3 separate regions of the Homo sapiens genome follow, and all the other regions are linked to region 3. Evidence: read pairs that join two places in POLR2A ChIA-PET (ENCODE). Cell type or tissue: MCF 10A. All regions are shown on one strand. Each heading gives the region's core, and the rest is flanking DNA. Links, peaks and the distances in the headings are about the cores only.

Region 1 (7,139 bases), core at 3,018-5,517, 55 kb before region 3:
AATTCTTAACTCTTCAGTGCCTAGACATCCATGAATATCCACAAGCATCAAAACCATCTGGGAAAACATGGCCTTACCAAATGAAATAAATTGACCAGGGGTCAATCCCAGAGAGACAGAGATATGGGACCTTTCAGAAAGAGAGCTTAAAATAGCTGTTTTGAGGAAACTCAAATTCAAGGTAACACAGAGGAGGAACTCAGAATATTATCAGATACATTTAACAAAGGAATTGAAGTAAGTTAAGAGAATCAGGCAGAAATTCTCGAGCTGCTGAATGCAATTGACGTACTGAAGAATGCGTCAGAGTCTGTTAGTAGCAGAACTGATCAAGCAGAAGAAAGAATTAGTGAGCTTGAAGACAGACTATTTGAAAATACACAGTCAGAGGAGACAAAAGAAAAAAGAATAAAAAAGAATGAAGCCCACCTACAAGATCTAGAAAATAGCTTCAGAAGGGCAAATCCAAGAATTATTGGCCTTAAAGGAGGTAGAGAGAGAGAGATAATGGTGGAAAGTTTATTCAAAGGGATAATAAGATAACTTCCCAAACAAAAGATATCAAAGTTTAAGTACAAGAAGGTTATAGAACACCAAGCAGATTTAACTAAAAGGAAATTACCTCAAGGCATGTAATAACAAAACTCCCAAAGGTCAAGGATAAAGAAAGGATCCTAAAAGCAGTAACAGAAAATAAACAAATAACATATGATGGAGCTCCAACACGTCTGGCAGCAGACTTTTCAGTGGAAACTGTACAGGCCAGGAGAGAGTGGCATAAAGTGCTGAAGCATTAAAAAAAAAAAAAGAGTTCACTCTAGAATGGTATATCTGGCAAAAATATCCTCCAAACATGAAGGAAAAATTAAGACCTTCCCAGACAAACAAAAGCTGAGGGATTTATCAACCCCAGGCCTATCCTACAAGAAATGCTAAAGGGAGTTCTTCAATCTGAAAGAAAAGGATGTTAACAAGCAATGAGAAATCATCTGAAGGTACAAAACTCACTGGTAATAGTAAGTACACAGAAAAACACAGAATATTATAACAGTATAATAGTAGTGTGTAAACTATACATATCTCAAATAGAAAGATGAAAGGATGAACCCATAAAAAATAATAACTTTTCAAGGCATAGACAGTACAGTAAGATAAATAGAAACAACAAAATGTTAAAAAGTGGGGAGACAAAATTATAGAGTTTTTATTGGTTGTCTTTTTGCTTTTTGTTTATGCAATCGATGTTAAGTTGTGATCAGTTTAAAATAATGGGTTATAAGATGTTATTTGCAAGCCTCATGGTAACCTCAAATCTAAAAAACATACAACAGGTACACAGAAAATAAAAAGGAAGAATTTAAAATGTGCCAACTGAGAAAATCACCTTAAAGGAAGATAGGAAAGAAGGACAGAAGGAAGAGAAGACCACAAAACAACCAGACAACAAATAACAAAGTGGCAGGAGTAAGGCCTCACTTATCAGTAATAACATTGAATGTAAATAGACTAAACTCTGCAATCAAAAGACATAGAATAGCTGAATGGATAAAAAGCAAGACCCAAGGATCTGTTGCCTACAAGCAACACACTTCACCAAATCAAATGAAAATGGATGAATGACCTAAATCTAAGACTTCAAACTATGAAACTACTAAAAGAAAACATTGGGAAGACTCCAGGACATTGGTCTAAGCAAAGATTTTTTGGACAAATGGGATCACATCAAGTTAAAAAGCTTCCTTCCACACAGCAAAAGAAAAAATCAACAAAATGAAGAGACAACCCACAGAATGGGAGAAAATATTTGCAAACTTTCCATCTCACAAGGGTTTAATCACCAGAATACAGAAGGAACTCAAATAACTCTGTAGGAAAAAATCTAATCTGATTTTAAAATGGGCAAAAGATATCAATAGACATTTCTCAAAAGAAGACATACAAATGGCAAACAGGTGTATGAAAAGGTGCTCAACACCACTGAAAATCAGAGACATGCCAATGAAAACTACAATGAGGTATCATCTCACCCAAGTAAAAATGGCTTTTATCCAGAAGACGGGCAATAATGAATGCTGGCAAGGATGTGAAGAAAAGGGGAAAAGGGAACTCTCATACACCGTTGGTGGAAATATAAATGAGTATAGCCACTGTGGAGAACAGAAGGGCGGTTCCTTAAAAACTAAAAACAGAGCTAGCTACCTTATGATCCAGCAATTCCATTGGTAGGTGTATACCTTAAAGAAAGGATATAAGCATATGGAAGAGATAGCTGCACTCCCATGTTTATCCTAGCACTATTCACAATAGCAAATATTTGGAATCAACCTAAGTGTCCATCAAATGATGAATGAAATCATTCATCACATAAAGAAGATGTGGTACAGATACACAACAGAGTACTAATCAGCAATAAAAAAGAATGAAACCCTGTCATTTGTCATTTGCAAGAATATGAATGGAACTGGAGGTCATTATGTTAAGTGAAATAAGCTAGGCACAGAAAGACAGATTTCATATTTTCTCACTTATTTGTGGGAGCTAAAAATTAAAAGTATTGAACTCATAGAGATAGGGAATAGAATGATGGTTACCAGAGGCTGGGAAGGAGAACTGGGGAGACAGGGGTTATGGTTAATGGGTACAAAGAAATAGTTAGAAATAATAGAATGAATAAGAGCTAGCATTTGCATGCTCACAGTAACACGTATACTAAAATTGGAATGACACAGAGAAGATTAGCATGGCTCCTGAGCAAGGATGTCATGCAAATTCATGAAGTGTATTTTAAATGTTATTGAAAAAAAAAATCTAGTGTTTGCTAGCACAACAGAAAGACTATAGTCAATAATAATTTGTGCATTTAAAAATAACTAAAAGAGTATTACTGGATTTTTTGAAACACAAAGGATAAATCCTTGAGGGTGTGGATACCCCATTTTCGATCATGTGATTATTACACATTGCATGCCTGTATCAAAATATCCATATACACCTACTTATATATGCCCAAAAATTAAAAATTAAAATGAATTTTATGTTCTTTGAAGATTTTTCTTTTTTTCTTTTTTTTCTTTTTTTTTTTTTTTTTTGAGATGGAGTCTCGCTCTGTCCCAGGCTGGAGTGCTGTGGCGGGATCTCAGCTCACTGCAACCTCTGCCTCCCCTGTTCAAGCTTTTCTACCTCAGCCTCCCGAGTAGCTGGGATTACAGGTGTGTGCCACCACGCCCAGCTGATTTTTGTATTTTTAGTAGAGATGGGGTTTCACCATGTTGGCCAGGCTGGTCTTGAACTGCTGACCTCGTGATCCTCCCGCCTCAGCCTCCCAAAGTGCTGGGATTACAGGCATGAGCCACCATGCCTGGCTGAAGATTTTTCTTAAATCCTTCCTGATTTTATTCCTGAATAAAAACCAAATATTATAAAGTTAGTTTTACTTTGGACATTAAATGTCCAAGCAAATTAGAAATAAAAAATAGTAAGAGGAGTAATGAACTTAGAAACGGCAGTTATTTGCAAAGGCAATTGTAAACATGTCATTTGATGCTACTGTTATTTGATACTACACATGGTAAAAACACAGTGAGTGACGTCATAGAAAACCAACTCAAGTATTACTTTTTCCTGACAATTTTCCTCCTCCTTCCAATAGTCCATAGAAATTAGACTGTCTAGAGAAAGTAAAACAAAAACACAGCACATCACGGAAATAGAACCTCAAAAAAAAAAAGGTTAATGTGAAAAGTTTGCCTTATTTAATTTAACGATCAGGCGGGGTTTAAAAAATTGCTATTTTTTTTGAGACAAGGTGTCGCTTGTCATCCTGGCTGGAGTTCAGTGGCACGATCATGGCTCACTGCAGCCTCGATCTCCTGGGTTCAAGCGATCCTCATGCTTCTCGATTATAGGTTGCACACCACCATGCCCAGCCAATTTAAAAAATATTTTGTAGAGGTCAGATGCAGTGGCTCATGCCTGTAATCCCAGCACTTTGGGAGGCCGAGACAGGCAGATCACCTGAGGTCAGGAGTTTGAGACTAGCCTGGCCAACATGGCAAAATTCTGTCTCTACTAAAAATACAACAACAAAAAAATTAGCCAGATGTGGTAGCGGACACCTGTAATCCCAGCTACTAGGGAGGCTGAGACAGGAGAATTGCTTGAACCCAGAAGGCAGAGGTTGCAGTAAGCCGGGATTGTGCCACCGCATTCCAGGCTAGGCGACAGAGCAAGACTCTGTCAAAAAAAAAAAAAACAAAAAAAAGTATGTATATATAAAATTTTGTAGAGAAGGTATCTCGCTATATTGTCTAGGCTGGTCTTTAACTCCTGGGCTCAAGCAGTCTTCAGGCCTTGGCCGCAAAACTGCTGGGATTACAGGCTGGAGCCACCATACATGGACTGAATTTTTAAAATTCTTAGTAGGGAGACCTTTTAATTGGAAGTTGACTATAGGAACGAGAAGGAAACTGGGTGACTGAACAACCCTATTAGGAGAGAAACACAGATGAATCAACATGAAGAATGTCTGGGATGGGAGCCTAACATGCCCAGAGCTGCCCTTTTGTGTCTCTTGGGAGGGGCTGTGTTCTGGATGAAGGCAGTCAATAGGAGGCTGGACTACTGTGAATATCGGGGTAGTGAAGTTGAGAAATACCAATTCTACAGTATGGAGTCAGTTAGGTCAAAGGTTTTGTACGTCAAATAACCAAGCTATCTTACATTTCTGTCTCCATTTGGAAACCAGAAGGTCAGTCAAATATTTGGTTAGAAAACCAGGAACAGGAAAACATCTCTTGTTACACATAAAATCTGTATCCAAGCACTGTGTATCATTCCACACCATCCATTAGAACCAGTGGAGAGGAAGGCTCTGAAAGGTTTCTGTCTATTGAGGTTTGATAAAATGGAAGAGTTTAGTACCCATTATTACTACTTCAAGTTGAATAAAATGTGTCATTGACATTTTCTTTTTTTGAGACAGAGTCTTGCTCTGCCACCCAGGCTGGAGTGCAGTGGCACAATCTTGGCTCACTGCAACCTCTGTATCCCAGGTTCAAGCAATTCTCATGCCTCAGCCTCCCCAGTAGCAGGGATTACAGGCATGTGCCACCACGCCTGGCTAATTTTTGTATTTTTAATAGAGATGAGGTCTCGCCATGTTGGCCAGGCTGGTTTTGAACTCCTGGCCTCAGGTGATCCACCTGCCTCGGCCTCCAAAAATGCTGGGATTACAGGCATGAGCCACAGCGCCCAGCCTGATGTTTTATTTATAGGGTGCACTCTTCATTGTTTAAATGTCTATTTTTAGATGTTGATAGACCTTTGTAGGTAGTTTCACCCCTGTCTTTGGTTCTCTTGCACTGTTTGCCCCATATCATTCTAAATTTTTACCCAAATGGGTTTTCAAGGACCTTGCTCCTCCTGCCTGTGGGAAGTGGTTACAGGTTAGCAATAGTTGAAACTCCCCTACTGTTTTTCCCAGCTTAGCAGGGTGGTTGGAGACCAGCCCCAATACTCCTGAGAGCCCATAGAGACAGTCCTGGCTCAGCACTGAGGACATCTTGCAGGCAGGGTTGGCTGAGTGTTTTATGGAGCGAGCTTAAGAGGAGATGTTCTAAAACCAGAGAGGAAACATTTTTCTCTGTTCTCTGCAATTCAGCAGGTGATATCCCTTCATGGATTTATAATAAACACAGTCCTCTCATTGACCAAGGTTGAAAAACTCAGAAAGTTTGCTCAGCACAGATCTGGGAGTCAGGAACGTACTATGTGCTGTGGAAGACATTTCAACTCCTCTTTCAAGCAAAAAAAAAAAAAAAAAGTCAATACTGATCTAGTTTATATAGCTATTATAAAAAATTATATTAATGAAAATAGAAATTCATTTGTAAGTAGAGACAGCTACCAAATTCCTAAGCAATCTATTCATTTTTGTTTTTTTTTTTAGACTTGAACACTTTTTCTTGCCTTGCCTCACAATGCAGTTGTCAATATAGGGCCACTTTAGTTACACCTATTACCTGACTCTGCAAAGACCACAGAGCTTATTTCCTTTAGAAGGATTTTGTTTGATTAATTTACACTCTTCGCTGACATTTCTCAGTTGAGTAGGAGGAAAAAAAGGAGTTTAATTTAACCATATTAGCCACATCATGGACAGGGAAATGTATGGAGGATGTTTAAGTGATTTGCCTTATTGAGTAAAGATATATCTAAGCTTAGATTTTACTTTGTCCTATAAGAACTCTGTGAGCGAGATTTTTTTTTCTTTTTTGAGATGGAGTCTTGCTCTGTTGCCTAGGCTGGAGTGCAGTGGCACGATCCCAGCTCACTGCAACCTCCACCTCCTGGGTTCAAGCGATTCTCCTGCCTCAGCCTCCCGAGTAGCTGGGATTACAGGAGCAAACCACCACGCCCGGCTAATTTTTTATACTTTTAGTAGAGACGGGGTTTCTCCATGTTGGTCAGGCTGGTTTCGAACTCTTGACCTCAAGTGATTTGTCTGCCTTGGCTGCCCAAAGTGCTGGGATTACAGGCGTGAGCCACTGTGCCCAGCCGAGCGAAATATTTTTGACTATAGTAGTCTGAATGTTCTTTTAAGTTTCATAATGTAGGCTAAAGCTCTATTTTCTGCCAAATGCGAAATTGTAGAACAGAATAAAACCATGTGCTTTATATTATACGAATTATATCTGATGAATGTTCATGTTTAGAAAAATCACAATCAAGCTCAGCAGTTGTAGATATGGATAACACAACTCCATTCCTGAGCAGAGCAGGTTTCATCATAATTGCCTGCCTTATGTTTTGTTTTCATACCTGTAGTAAACTTAGGAAACTTAAAAATTATTCAATAGAAATTTAGAGTGTGGAGCCCTGGTTTGAATCCTGGCTCTTGTCATCTTAATCAGTTCCCTCCATTTTTACATCTGTAAAACGGAAATATTCATAATAATAAAACACCTCCATAAGAATCAAATGAAATAAAGTAGAAGTGCTTTGTAAAAGATAAACAATTCAATAACTGTACAATTCAGTAACTGCAAGGAGGTATTATATAAGCATAGATTTTTTTTTTTAAAACTAGGAGTTGTCAACCCAAATGTCCATCAATGATAGACAGGATAAAGAAAACGTGG
Region 2 (7,139 bases), core at 2,455-4,954, 66 kb before region 3:
CCCCACAAATTCCAGTAGCTTCATTTACATTCAGAGAACTTTTTTCAACTGTATTGTCATTTCCCTTGGTTTTGAATGGCTCTTAATGTTTGCCCTTCATGTTGTTTTGAAAGGTTGATCGAGCCGTTAGTGAAGGGTGTGGCTTTCTCCAAATGGGGGTTTTTCTTAGTGTGTGGTAGAGAAAGTGAGAGTAATTTTAAAAATAAAATATGCACATTTTTTCTATCTGTACACACAAACTCTAGATTATTTTGGAGCCTATTTATGTTCACATGCTTTAGGTTTTGGGAGTTAAAAGATTAATGTGTACAAGGGAATGGTGATATTTAACAGGACAAAAATTTCGCTTTTACAGAGCTGTGGTTTGCTTTTCAAAATGTAGAGGTTTCTTTACCTTTGCGTTTTTTTCTTTCTTTGTTTTTTTTTTTTTTTGAGACGGAGTTTTGCTCTTGTTGCTCAAGCTGGGGTGCAATGGCATGATTTCAGCTCACTGCATCCTCCACCTCCTGGGTTCAAGTGATTCTTCTGCCTCAGCCTTCCGAGTAGCTGGGATTACAGGCGTGCGCCACCACACCCGGCTATTTTTTTGTATTTTTAGTAGAAACGGGGTTTCTCCATGTTAGCCAGATGGTCTTGAACTCCTGACCTCAGGTAATCCACCCGCCTCAGCCTCCCAAAGTGCTGAGATTACAGGTGTGAGCCACCGCACCTGGCCTGTTTCTTCACCTTTGACAAAGAATCCAGTATAAGACTATTCTGGTTCGTGTTGTAAATGGATTTTTTTTTCTTTTTTTTCTTTTCTTTTCTTTTCTTTTCTTTTTTTTTTTTTTTTTGAGACAGGGTCTCTATCTGTCACCCAGGCTGGAGTACAGTGGTGCCATCACAGCTCACTGCAGCCTTAAACTCCTGGGGTCAAGCAATCCTCTTACCTCAGCCTCCCAAGTAGCTGGGACTACAGGCGCGCACCACTACACCTGGCTTAAATGCATTTTTATAATTTTAGTATAAACAAGACATTTTAGATTGAATAACTTTGTAATGTGCTAGGACAGTAGTTTTTAATGCAGGTGGGATCCAACTTTTGAGAAAGGGAAATGTGAAGGTTGAAGAAACTTAAAAATCAACTGCCGTTGGCTAGATCTAGGTGTGCTGACTTCCTTAGAAAAGAAATGCTTCCTTTCCCTGCAAACCGGAGTTTGGGAAATTTAGAGCTAGGAAATCATGTGGTCGATCTTAACGTTATAAATCACTCAGACAAATACAGGATAATGCTGTTTTCGGAAGTGCTTGTGATTGTACAGGATTACATGGTGATAAAGAGTTTTCAATGGCTCCTCCAGTTTCTGAGGGAGTTCTGTGCTTTGCTTTCTTGGTAATTCCTTCTGCAGACCTTAGAGCCTTTGAGGGGGGCTGGGTATGCTTCCGTGAATTTAACAGTTTAACACACTGTTGAATAGAAGAGAATCTGCTATTGGAACTAGCGATTACTAAGAAACCACTTCTATATCATCCAGCATTTGTATCTACTTTAAAGTACATATTAGTATTTTCCTTGGTTTACAGATGAGGAAAATGAGTTAGGTACCGTGTTTAAGGTTACCCATCTGAAAAGTGGCAGAGAGGGGATTTAAACTCCTGGTCATCTGAATCTAAGGTCTGCTTAGAAGAGGAGCTGTTTGCTTCTAGACACATGCGTATTTAGGTTGTGGGTCCACGGACTAATAGCGTGGGCATCCCTGGGATATTATTAGAAATGCAGAACTTCAGGTCCCACCCACACCTGATTGCAGATCTGTGTTTTAACAAGGTCTCTAGATGATTGCAAAGCACTACGGCACAGGGACACTTCCCCAGAGGAAGTGTGATGGCCGCCCTCCAGGATATCATCTTCCAAGGTTAGGGACGTGCCAAATATCCCAAGCTTTCAGATATGCGACTCAATCATCTCTAATTATCCTGCTCAACCAAAAATTAAAGAGCGATTCTTCCAAGTGGAATCGAGGGAAACTTTTCTCCTGGACAATTCTGGAGGGAGTCCAGCTATCCTTAAGGAGATGCACAGAATAGGCTGTTGCCGACAGCATGCTTGGAAAACCTATCAACCCGGGGTGCCTCTTCCACGGCTGCTGTCCATGCTATACTTTCTCCCATTACTGATCCCTCTGAACTAGTCTATCAAACCTTCTCCTAAAGAGGGTGAGAACAGATTTTGTCAGGCCAGAGAGGAAGAAAGAGATCCAGAATGGGGACGATCAATAGCATGAAAATAGAGAAGGGCATTGAAAAGAGCCCAGCCTTCAGAACACTCCAGTCCTGGCGCTGGAGAACTGCACCTTACCTTTTACTCCTACCTGGTTTTCCTTTTAGAATTCCCCCAGGCATCTATGCTGGAGACAGTAGTGTCTTTGTCTGTTGTTCCCATCCCTGCCTTGCTCCTGCCATTTCCAACGTCCTGTGAGTATATCTTCACAGGACTCCCCCTTCCTTTTCACAGTGGCCACCCTAGTTTGGATGTGCATTGTCTTACACTGGGAACATTATAAGCGTTTCTTAAGTGGTCTTCACTCTTATCCCCCGGTAATTCACAGAAATAGCATCAGCGCAATCATCTTCTAGTAACACGGCTTTGCATCTGTCACTCTTCCTCAAAAACTCTCAGTTCCTACTGGGAACAGTCTAAAGACCAAAATGCATTACGGTCTAAATTAAACCAATTACTGGTTGCATTTATCCAACTCTATTTTCCAGTAGTCCTTCTCAAATAAATTCCGTGAGGGCAGCCTACATGCCTTGTTCCTGCTATTAGCTCCTAGCACAGTGCTTGTACACAGTGGATTTTCACTAAATATTGATTGAATGAACGAATGAACTTATTCTCAGGTTTATGTTTTATAGTCTGCCTAGAATACACTCCTTGGTCAGGCCATTTCCTGTGACTAGATTTCCCTTCCCTTTTTTCCTGTTCATCTGAATCCTTAAAAAACCAAGTAAGGCCGGGTGCGGTGGCTCACACCTGTAATCCCAGCACTTTGGGAGGCCGAGGTGGGCCGATCACGAGGTCGGGAGATCGAGACCATCCTGGCTAACACGGTGAAACCCTGTGTCTACTAAAAATACACAAAAAAATTAGCTGGGCGTGGTGGTGGACGCCTGTAGTCCCAGCTACTCTGGAGGCTGAGGCTGGAGAATGGCGTGAACCTGGGAGGCGGAGCTTGCATTGAGCCGAGATCGCGCCACTGCACGCCAGCCTGGGTGACAGAGCGAGACTCCGTCTCAAAAAAGACAAAAAACAAAAAACCAACCAACCAAACAAACAACAACAACAACAAATAAAGACTCATTTCCTGGAAGCCTCTGATTTAACTCGTGGAGATCATTCCCTTCTCCAAATTGTGGCCCTTACCATAGAGTTATTTATTTGTGACTAAACTATGTCATCTTGCATTGTTATCTGTTTTCACACAGTCTCTTACAGCCCAAGTAGACTGTAAGCCTCTTGAGATCAGAGATAATTTACATTTCTTTATATTTTTCAGAATTCACCATCTTTCCCTTTGGCCTTCCCACATTCCTGTACACTCTCGACATTCCCTGGTTATCTGGCAGTTCATATTGGGGAATTATGGTTAGCTGTGGATCAGGCCTCCTCTCCCCACTTTCCTCTCAGTAATGCATGTAGTCTCTGAGGGCAGACACTACATTCTCCTGTGTCTTTTCTGGTTTATTCAATGATAGAGGCTGTACCCTTTATCCTTTTCAATTTCATCTACATTCTTTTCCTTCTCCTGCTCAGTTCTTGGAACTCCCATTTCTGAGTGTCTACGACTACAGTCATGGTGAATAGAAGGTAATGAAACTGTGAGTCAGTGTATCCTCTAGCTGGAGTGTGAAGGTGAGTCAGCAGACAGCAGCAGTGGATCTCTTCCACCCTGAGGAAAGGCAGGAGCCTGCCTGGTGATCAGGGAAGGAGGCCCTCCTCCCCACATTGTTTCCTGGAACTGAGTAGAACAAATTACTTAACTGTACTTCAGTTTCATTTGTTAAAAAATGAAGTAAGAATAGCTTCCATTCTCTTTTCATTCAAGTGGTGATGTATTGACAATTAATAAGAAAATTATAAAATGCCTTAGATACCACCATTGGGACTATGTAACGCACCACAACCTGGTTGTGGCTGAGGCTCTGTTCTAGCCACCCCTCCTTTCTGACTACCACATCGCCCTAAAGTTAGAGGCAATAATAGAGTTACCGCATTAGTGTTTTTCTAACAAACCTGTTCAAGTCCTGGCTCACTAAATTTTAGGGAAATGATATCATTTCTCTCCAGTCTTTTAATAGATTGTCTTTGAAAGAGTTGCATGTTGCCTGTTAAGGAAATGCTTCAGTTGGAAATAATTGAGTAAGGTTAGAAATGGTTCAAGAAAACAGACACATCCCTGCTTGACCTGCTCAGCCTCAAACTTTCATATCTCCTAGTTTGGGGAGGGATGGATGGCAGATGTAGAGTGCCTCAGTTTTTGTTTTGCAGAAAGTTATATCATCATCATGTAGAACAGACATCACAGAACGAAATTAATTAGTAATGCATTCACTGAATTTGGGCAGGATAGTTTGCTTATTTGAAAAAATTCTTGGCAAGGATGAGGATGATTTCTCATCATCCTCCTCCCTAACTCGCTGGGTAATTTAAAGAAGGTTTGTGAGTTGAAATTTTCTGAATAGAGTGGGTTCAGTTTACCCTTTTTTATATGGTAGATTGCTAATAGTGCATTACTGGGAGTGGAGGAAAGACACCCTTTTCTGCCTTAACCCTGAGCTAGAGGAATCACAGCCTTGTCTAGAAGCTAAAGACATAATTATATCCATTTCATATGCAGTATGACAAAATCATTAGAAAATTATAATTGCAAATAGAAAAAATATAGGAGGCATATGCATATATACCTAAGATGTTTATATGGGAAGTTATGGGAGGAAAATGAAATAATTACTAATTAATAATTACTATTAATAAGGTTTCAAATGATCCCCTTTTTTCCCCTTGCCTGGGTGTCCTTCCATCATGTCCAAGTCTTAGATCAGTTTCTAGATCTAGGCTCAACAAAATTCCCTCCCCTGGACCCCCAAGCCTTCCCAGATAGTCACCTTCCTCTTCCATATGTCCATGGCACCTAGTTTGAAATGTTCTTACCTCATGCATCATGTTCTGCCTTGTGTTAGACCCTTTAAGCTTTTGTGTCTCATTAAGATATTGAACTCGGCTGCGTGCGGTGGCTCACGCCTATAATCCCAGCACTTTGGGAGGCCTAGGTGGGCGGATCACCTGAGGTCAGGAGTTTGAAACCAGCCTGACCAACATGGTGAAACCCCATCTCTACTAAAAATACAAAATTGGCCGGGCATGGTGGCGCATGCCTGTAATCCCAGCTGCTCGAGAGGCTGAGGCAGGAGAATCACTTGAACCTGGGAGCCGGAGGTTGCAGTGAACTGTGATCGTGCCATTGCCCTCCAGCTTGGGCAACAGAGTGAGACTCCATCTCAAAAAAAAAAAAAATGATATTGAACTCCAAGGAGCAGAAGTTGTTTCTGACATATAGCCAATGGTCTTTATCCAGCTAAAATTCACCCGTAGTGCTTTTTAAAAATGACAACCCTTGGGCACCATCCTAGACCAAAAGGATTCAGACACAACTGTATTACTTTTCAAAGCTTCCTGGATGGTTCCTAAAAGCAGCCTAGGTTGAGAGCCACTGTTGATGGATGTTTAAGCATTGTGGGCTATGCCATAATTTGATGCAACACCAAATGCAAACTGATCAGGATGTATTTTTGCCATGCTGCAACACACCATGTAACTTAGGAAGTTTTGTGGTTTTGGCGTTTTTGGTTAGGGAGGGTATTATTTAATACAGCTGACTTGAATAAATAGGAAACTAGTTCCCAGGGGACTTTACAAAAGGTAAGCCTTTGTGTGACTAGCACCTGGGGGGTTTCATCGCTGTCAAGGCTATGGTAGTTTTACCACCTGCATTCTCTTACCTCCTCCCCACTGTGGCATTGACCCTAGACCAGAGGCCTCCAAAACATGGCGAGGCATCAAAACCACCTGAGGAGGTGATTCAGCAGGTTTGGGATGAGGCTTCAAAATCTGTTTTTCACCAGGGTTCCAGGTGATTCCAGTGGAAAAACTGATAGGAGAGCCGCTGCTTTACAGCTGTGTGGAATTGAAAATGACGTGGGTCTTGGATCATAAGCAGCAGGGTGTTTTTCTTTTCCTAGATTGTCTTCCTTAACCCCAAATTATGTAATTACATACATATTTTCTCTAGAACTTTTTTGTATTTTTAAATTTTAGCTCCTTATGTCACCCGAAATTTACTTTTCTGGTGTGAGGGGTATAATTTTTTCCAAATGCATGGTTAGTGGTCTTAAAAATAATTTATTCACTGGTGCATTCTTTGTCTCCTGTTGTGAAGTGCCACCTTTATCTTATGTTAAATTCATATCTATCATATGTTTCTAGCCTCTTCTGTTTCCTTGATCCTTTTCTTTATTCCTAAACCAGTTGCTAGTACCACATTCTATAATTACTCTAGTTTCGGAATATGTTTTAATTTTTATTTTTGGCAAGACTTTACTAATTAAATTCCTTTTTAAGTGAGTTCTTGGCAATTTATACTCATTTACTCTTCCAGATAAAATTTAGAATCAATGTGTCAAAGTTCCATAAGAAAATCTCTTTGGAACTTTGGTTGGAGTAGCATGAACCCTCTAGAGCAGCAGTCCCCAACCTTTTTGGCACCAGGGACCGGTTTCGTGGAAGACAGCTTTTCTGCAGCCTGGGGTGTGGAGTGGGGATGGTTTTGGGAGAAAACTGTTCCACCTCAGATAATCGGTATTAGATTCTCATTAGAAGCGCGCAGCCTGGATCCTGCGTATATTCGGTTCACAATGGGCTTTGTGCTTCTATGGGAATCTAGTGCTGCTTTGATCTTACAGGAGGCGGAGCTCAGGCGGTAATGCTTGCTCACCAGCCACTCACCTGCTGCTGTGCAGCCCGGTTCCTGACAGGCCACTGCCAGCACGGGTCCATGGCCCCGGGGTTGGGAACCCGTGCTCTAGAGCACTTTGAGAAGGTG
Region 3 (7,139 bases), core at 3,062-5,561:
TCCCTCCTATTATCTTATTAGCCAGATGAGATGACAGTACCCAGTCTCTTTCTTGAAATATCATACATCCAATCAGAGCTATATTAGTGGCTAGTAGTATCCCAGTTCACTTATTAATAACCAATGCAAAACTTTACTCATCTGGTACTGTGAGCTTGGGTAATATGAAATCTCTGTGCGTTATCTCTTTTAATGTACTCAAAAGCACTGAACGGGGCTGGGTATGACAGCTCACACCTGTAATCCCAACACTTTGGGAGGCCAAGGCAGGAAGATCGCTTGAACCCAGGAGTTCGAGACCATCCTGGGCAACATAGTGAGACCCCCATCCCTACAAAAACTAAAGAAATTAGCCAGACATGGTGGCACACACCTGTAGTCCCAGCTACTCGGTAGGCCGAGGCAGAAGAATCACTTGAGCCCAGGAGGCCCAGGCTGCAGTGAGCTGTGATCACACCACTGCACTCTAGCCTGGGTGACAGAGTGAGACCCTGTCTCAAAAAAGAAAAGAAAAGAAAGATTAATTTAAAAAAAGTAATAGAATTATTTGCCCAATATTTGGTGAGTCGGTGAGTGACAGTGGTAGTAGTAGTGGGGTTTGAGTTAAGGAATAATTGTTTGCAAAGTGAGAACTGTAAGGAGTGCCTCTGTGCACCACGCAGTTCAAAACCCATCAGGAACATGGCAGGCTCGCTGAGCGCCTTCGCTGCACATTGTTGATTGTCATGTATTTGTATGACTATCATCTACTTTAAAAGTTTTCATTTGACAATAACTTATAATCATTCATTCACGCATTTTCTGATCCACTCCTTCTAGTTGAGGGTTGCAGGTGGCCAGAGTCTATCCCGGCAGCTCAGGGAGCATGGCAGGAACCAGGCCTGGACAGGAGGCCATCCTATCTTAGGGTGCTCACACAATCCCCCACATTCACTCAGACTGAGACCATGTCAACACCCCAATGTACTCAATGTGCATGTCTTTGGCATGTGGGAGGAAACCCTCACAGACATGGGAAAAACATGCAGACTCCTCACTGGCTGGACCAGGAATCCATTTTTCTTCCTCATTATCTTTATCACAAAATGGCGTCATCCGAGGACCTGCTCTATTGGCTTGCTGTTGAACCTTTAATAAAGATCTAAGCTGATCAAAGGAAGGCAGAATCTACCTATTTGTGGCCACCCTAGAAGCATACAACAGTGAGGGTCCTGGTAAGATCAGTGAAGCCGTGCTGATCTTCCAAATTGGTTTTTATTGCAAATTCATTCTAGAGCTTGCTGATTGAACTTGGGGCTGGGGAGGTGGCAGCAACTGCAGGTAGCCCTCAGAAAGTCTGTCGGGAAGGACACATCAATAGAAGATAAGGCTCCCGTCTCTGCATGCTGCAGTGCTTGCCTTCTGCAAACTGGGCTTGCGATTTGGGTGTGGGTTCCGAGAGACAAGCCCCTAGCAGGCCCATTAGAAGACAGTGCCTCCCTTCATGTCTATCCTAGGGCTTTTAGTTGAATTATCAAGCTTGTTCTTAATTTTCCCCACCCCTTCTAAGTTCCCCAAGCCCACTCCTAAAGTCCAAGGTATGGATCAGAAGAAACAGCAAGATAGCCCTGCATCCTCTGTCAGGTGGTGGAAGGGAGTGAGAGGATGAACTTGTTTGTGATCACACATTGAGCGGCCCTGAGCCTGCAGGACCCTTGGCGACACTGATCTGCCATGTGGATTAGTGGCTGCTCTTGTGGCTTCTCCCTGAGATGTGCCCACGGGACTCTCATCTCTGCCACCCATCAACCAGCTGTGGTCTGAGATCTCTGTTTGTAAACATGTGTCATTGATACCCTAAAGGCCCCTAGACCAATGCCCTTATGGTTACATTTTGCCCCAAGAGGGACATGGTGCCACTGTGCCATAGATCAGAGCAGATCAGGCAAGCCAAGGGTCCAGAAGTAACCATGCCAGAAACAGGCATTCCTCACTTCTGCATTTGGTTCAGCGTTGGCTAGTGGTTGTTCAGGGAATGCTCCTTGCCCCTGAGCTTGGCTTGTTTCCCTGGACTCCGTATCCCTATAGCAAACCCACAACAAAGGCTGTGCCCACATCAAGACACCCCTGATCACATCCAGACCCTTCCCCCGCTTAGCACGTCCAGACACAGTACCCCTAAGTGAGAGATGACACACCAACACCTTACCTGTGTCACCGCTCCTTAAAATCCAACTCTTTATACTCTTGTGGAGTTTCCACGTTGGCTTTTAAAAGACAGAGATGAGAAAATAATTTCATCAACCTTATAAAACTTTTAAAAATTGAGTTCTTATTCAGATATGCCCCAAACATTTTTCAGAAAAATAGGGCAATCTGAGAAAACCATAACATGTGAGTAGTTGGTTAACTCATGTCAGCATACCTCCAGCATTTTGCATGACTTATAAATAATGCGTATTTTGCAAGCAGTATAGGAGAGATTCTTCCAAGGATAGGAAGTCCTGACTTTTTGGCAGGTTGATATCAACTCTGCCACAGCCTGCTGATAACTCTTTGCATACTGTTCTTTTTCTCAGAATAGCATTTAAATTAGAGTTTCTTTGTTCCATGGTACAGGGTGATAGTTCATATTATGTCACAAGAAATTGTTCAGTTACCTCCCTGTCTTTATTTATATGCACAGCTGCTGGTGTTTCTAGCTAGTCTTCCTGCCTCATTACCTTGGCTGTGTAATTGAATTAGAAAAAGGTATTGAGCAGCTACTACTTCAGAGACTATCATTTTCAAACCACAAATTAGGACACAGAGTCTGGTAGGATTTTTGACTTATGAATCTATTAGGCCGGTGCCATTAATGGCAAAAACCGCAATTACTTTTGTGCCGACCTGTATGATTAATAAAAATCTTAATGGACATGCACACACTAATTTGGTATGCATTTAATAGGCTGACTTAATTTTTTCTTTTCTTTTTCTTAAAAATTTTTTTCACTTTTATTTTTAAAATTCATTTCAGCTAATTAATTAATTGATTTTATTATTTTTTTTAAAGACAGTGTCTAGTCGGGCGTGGTGGCTCACGCCTGTAATCCCAGCACTTGAGGAGGCCAAGGTGGGTGGATCACTTGACGTCAGGAGTTCAAGATCAGGAGTTCTCTACTAAAAACACACACAAAAAAGAATTAGCTGGGCGTGGCGGTGGGCACCTTCTGTAAGCCCAGCCACTCGGGGGGCTGAGGCAGGAGAATGGCGTGAAGCCGGGGGGCAGAGGTTATAGTGAGCCAAGATTGTGCCACTGCACTCCAGCCTGGGCGACAGAGCCAGACTCCGTCTCAAAAAAAAAAAAAAAAAAAAAAAAAGAGACAGTGTCTTGCGTGTTGCCCAGGCTGTTCTCAAACTCCTGGCCTTACGTGATCTTTCTGTCTCAGCCTCCACTGAGATGAAGGACATGAACCGCCACACCTTGCAAGATTGCTTTAAAACTGTAAATAATAAAATTCTGTGAAACTGGCCTTGCCCAAGGCACAGAGGCATGTGAGAGGTAGAGCTTGTACCCAAGTCTGTTGATTTTAATCAGTTTGCTAGATTAGGAAGAAAAGTTACATTCCTGAATCGTATTACCGAATGTCTAAGAGCTTTGCACTTAAAAACAAGAGTGGTGATGTGGGAGCTCTCTTAAGGGACTGTTAAGTGCTTGATGTATGTGACATGCTAGCAGAGCCACAGCTGAAAAGACAGGGACTAACATCAGTGTGACTCTCTTGTCACTTGTTTGATTAAAATATAATCAGAGCAGAAGTGAAATGAGCATTTGTCATATTAAGGAATCTCAAGCATTTGATTCATATTATTCTGTAGCTTGAAATGTCCTTACCTCACTAATGATGTGGTGAAGATTAATTGCCTGTTATTCTGTTTAAAAAGTTAATCATCCAGGCTGGGCACGGTGGCTTACACCTATAATCCCAGCACTTTGGGAGGCTGAGGCAGGAGGATTGCTCAAGCCCAAGAGTTTGAGACTAGCCTGGGCAACACAGTGGGACCCTGTCTCTACAAAAAAAAAAAAAATTTTTTTTTTTTTTGGTAGAGAAACACAGCCAGGTATGGTGGTGCACACCTGTAGCCCTGGCTACTAGGGAAGCTGAGGAGGGAGGATTAATTGAGCCCTGGAGGTTGAGGCCTCAGTGAGCTATGTTTGCGCCACAGCACTCCAGCCTGGGTGACAAAGTGAGACCCTGTCTCAAAAAAATAAAAATAAAAATAAAATAGTAATCATCCAACCTCAAATATCTGTTACTCTTAACTGGACTACTTACATGGTTAAGAGAAGGAGAACTGTGTTTAGGGGCAATATCTCTTCCCTTTGATCTCCTGAGTTGGGGGCAAATAGGAACGCCTTGGAAACTTATTTCTTCCTTGGAGCAGACTCTGGGCCCAGGACTCCTATTTGCCCCACGATAGCTGCTGCCACAGTGCTGCCGTGTACCTACAGCAAACATGTTGTGAGGTGAGTCAGTGTAGCCTGGAATTTATTCACCCAGCTAGTAAAGATTGGGCACTCCCATGCCCCAGGCACCACCCTGGTGGGGACATGGCAGGGGGCAGACATCATCCCAAGGCTGACTCCAGGGCACGGAACTTCCTCTGCATTATGCAAGGCTGTGCAGAGCCAGGCTGCTCCGTGAGCTCCTAGCTTGCAGGGCTTTGTACCAGGTATTCTGTTTACCACGTGGTACTTCTTTTTCTTCTGTAAAAAAAAGGATAATACAAGTACTTGGTGGTGTCATTGGGCAGATGAAAGAAGTTGATACGTGACACATAGTAAACATGCAATAAAGCAGTTACTATGAACTTTAGAATTATTGCTGTTTCCAACTGCTGTTACTTTATTATGAGAGGCAGTAGGTACAATGTTTAAGGGCAAAGATCTGAAGCAGACTGCCTGGGTTTGAAGCCCAGCTGTGGGAGCTGAGCAAGTTACTTAACTTCTCTGTGCTTCACTCAGTTTCCTGCCTCGTGAAGTTGTAAGGATTAGATAAGTTATATGTAAAATGCTTAGAGCAGTGCTTGGTATGTAATAAGAATTAGCTGTTACGTGAGAATAATAATAATGTATTTCATTCATTCAACAAATACTTGGGGGCTGCCCATGCCATGCATCATGGCACTCTACTAGGTCTTGGGGCAGAATGGTGAATAAGACTTGGTCCTAGGGGTCAGTTTAATCAGGGAGCCAGGCACTCAGGTAATGCTGTTAGAGCAGGCTTCTTAGCAAGATGATGCCTGACCTGTGCTGGGTGAGAGTTTAGTAGGCATAGAGTTGGGTTGAGGTAGGGAGGAGTTCATAGAAGAATACCCTAAGCTGGGGGACAGTGGGAATGTAGGTACTGAAGATCCCACCTCACACACACACTGTGGAAAAACAGAAACAAAGCACAGCATGGTATGCACAGAAAATGGTGTGGTGGGAACCTCAAAACGGAGAAAGCAGGGGTTAGAGATGGACAAGGACAGGTCAGGGAAGCCTCGCTAAGATTTGCACTTCAAATGCATGCGCAGCTACCTTGAGGGGTTCCAGACCAGGCTTGTGAAGGCAGCCACTGTCCTCTGACCGCCCGTCTCCCTGGGATGAGGGCAACCAGAGCCCTTTTTGTGCCCTGGAGGATGGATGCCCTGAGCATCTCAGAGAGCCTGGGCTGCCCAGGCCTTTCCCTTTCCCCTTTCCCCTTTCCCCTTTCCCCTTTCCCCTCCCCTCTCCCCCCTCCCCCTCCCCCTCCCCCTCCCCCTCCCCCTCCCCCTCCCCCCTCCCCCCCTCCCCCCTCCCCTCCCTCTCCCACTCCCCCTTCCCTTTCCTTCCCTTCTCTTTCTTTGTCTTGCTCTGTTACGCAGGCTGTAGTGCAGTAACGCAGTCACGGCTCACTGCAGCCTTGACCTCCTGAGCTTAAGCGATCCTCCTGCCTCCGGCTCTCGAGAGTAGCCTGGACCACAGGCATGTGCCACCACGTCCAGCTAATGTTTTGATTTTGTGTAGAGATGGGGTCTCGCTATGTTGTCCAGGCTGGCCTCTAACTCCCGGGCTCAAGCAGTCCTCCCTCCTTGGCCTCCCAAAGTGCTGGGATTATAGGCATGAGCCACCACACCTGGTCTTCAAAGGGACTTTTGGTGAGGATCAGAGATAGGAGCCACCATTCTAGGGTTCCTGGAGTTTGTGAGGGAAAGAGGACAGAACCGTTTTGGTAATGCTTACGGGAAGCACTTCCTGAGAGAGAAAGAATAAAAAGCAGTTACCCAAGAGAATTTCCTGCTCAGCCTCAAGACAAGCCCTGACCCTGGGGACTACTGACATGTCCCACCTGTGGCTGGGAGGGTTTTCTGAGGTGGGAGGTCTAGACAGAGCAGGGGGCTTGGGAGCCCTGATGGAAAGTGCAGGGAATTCAGAACACAAACATAGGGTAGGTTCTACTTGTGAGAACACAACCTAGACTCTCGCCTGCAAACTAAAAGGGAAATCTGGTCTTACCATGTGAGATTTTCCACAGCAGAGTAAAATGCATTTGGGAAATCGAACAGAAGTTATTTAAATTCCCTATGGCTGGACTTGAAATTGACAAGAAAAGGCCCAATAGGGAATGCCAGTGTGTCCCCAGGTGTGGAACATGGCACCAGGGTAGACCTTAACATCGGTATGTACAACCCCACACTGGTGTATTTTACAATATTTCTCTTTTTCTTTTCCTTTTTTTTTTTTGAACAGGGTCTTGCTTTGTCACCAGGCTGGAGTGCAGTGGTGCAATCATAGCTTACTGCAGCCTTGAACTCCTGGGCTCAAGCAATCCTTTCACCTTTGCTTCCCAAAGCCCTGGGATTACAGGCATGAGCCACCGCGACCGGCTTACAACATTTGTCTTCGTAGCTATTTTTACATGTTGAAGAAACAAAACTAGCACACCAAACTGGTGGATTTTATGAAGATTGTTGTGTAGGTTTAATCAAAATTATTAAGGACCATTTATAGAAAAATTTGAAGCAAGTGCTGTGGAATGTGGTTATAGGAAACTTGTTAAAATAGTTGAAAATGACTGAGGTTTAGGAAAGATTGCAATATGGTGTGGTGTATGTCAGAAAAGTCATGGGGGCCGGGCGCGGTGGCTCACGCC

What was found. ChIA-PET counts read pairs that join two places held together with the same protein. Peaks named below come from ENCODE experiments on the same cell type or tissue, not always from the same donor. Only the 100,000 strongest peaks of a DNase experiment are listed, where the experiment ranks them.
Region 1: POLR2A ChIA-PET joins it to region 3 with 16 read pairs; 7 of 35 experiments call an interaction of 5 or more read pairs at or near these places.
Region 2: POLR2A ChIA-PET joins it to region 3 with 11 read pairs; 5 of 35 experiments call an interaction of 5 or more read pairs at or near these places.

The regions. Positions count from the first base shown.
Region 1 is chr15:59,336,967-59,344,105 of GRCh38, reverse strand. The region is part of intron 1 of MYO1E (myosin IE); the gene reads left to right. It also overlaps the pseudogene RNU6-212P. Among named protein-coding and RNA genes, the nearest start is that of MYO1E, 32 kb to the left of the region's middle. In MCF 10A, for the core only: no CTCF peak of the experiment used is centred there; a DNase peak (open chromatin) is centred at 4,555.
Region 2 is chr15:59,347,051-59,354,189 of GRCh38, reverse strand. All of the region lies in intron 1 of MYO1E (myosin IE), which reads left to right. Among named protein-coding and RNA genes, the nearest start is that of MYO1E, 22 kb to the left of the region's middle. RefSeq lists an enhancer at 1-474. In MCF 10A, for the core only: no CTCF peak of the experiment used is centred there; a DNase peak (open chromatin) is centred at 3,889.
Region 3 is chr15:59,281,553-59,288,691 of GRCh38, reverse strand. The region is part of intron 1 of MYO1E (myosin IE); the gene reads left to right. Among named protein-coding and RNA genes, the nearest start is that of LDHAL6B, 78 kb to the right of the region's middle. RefSeq lists a silencer at 6,448-6,742. In MCF 10A, for the core only: no CTCF peak of the experiment used is centred there; a DNase peak (open chromatin) is centred at 4,561.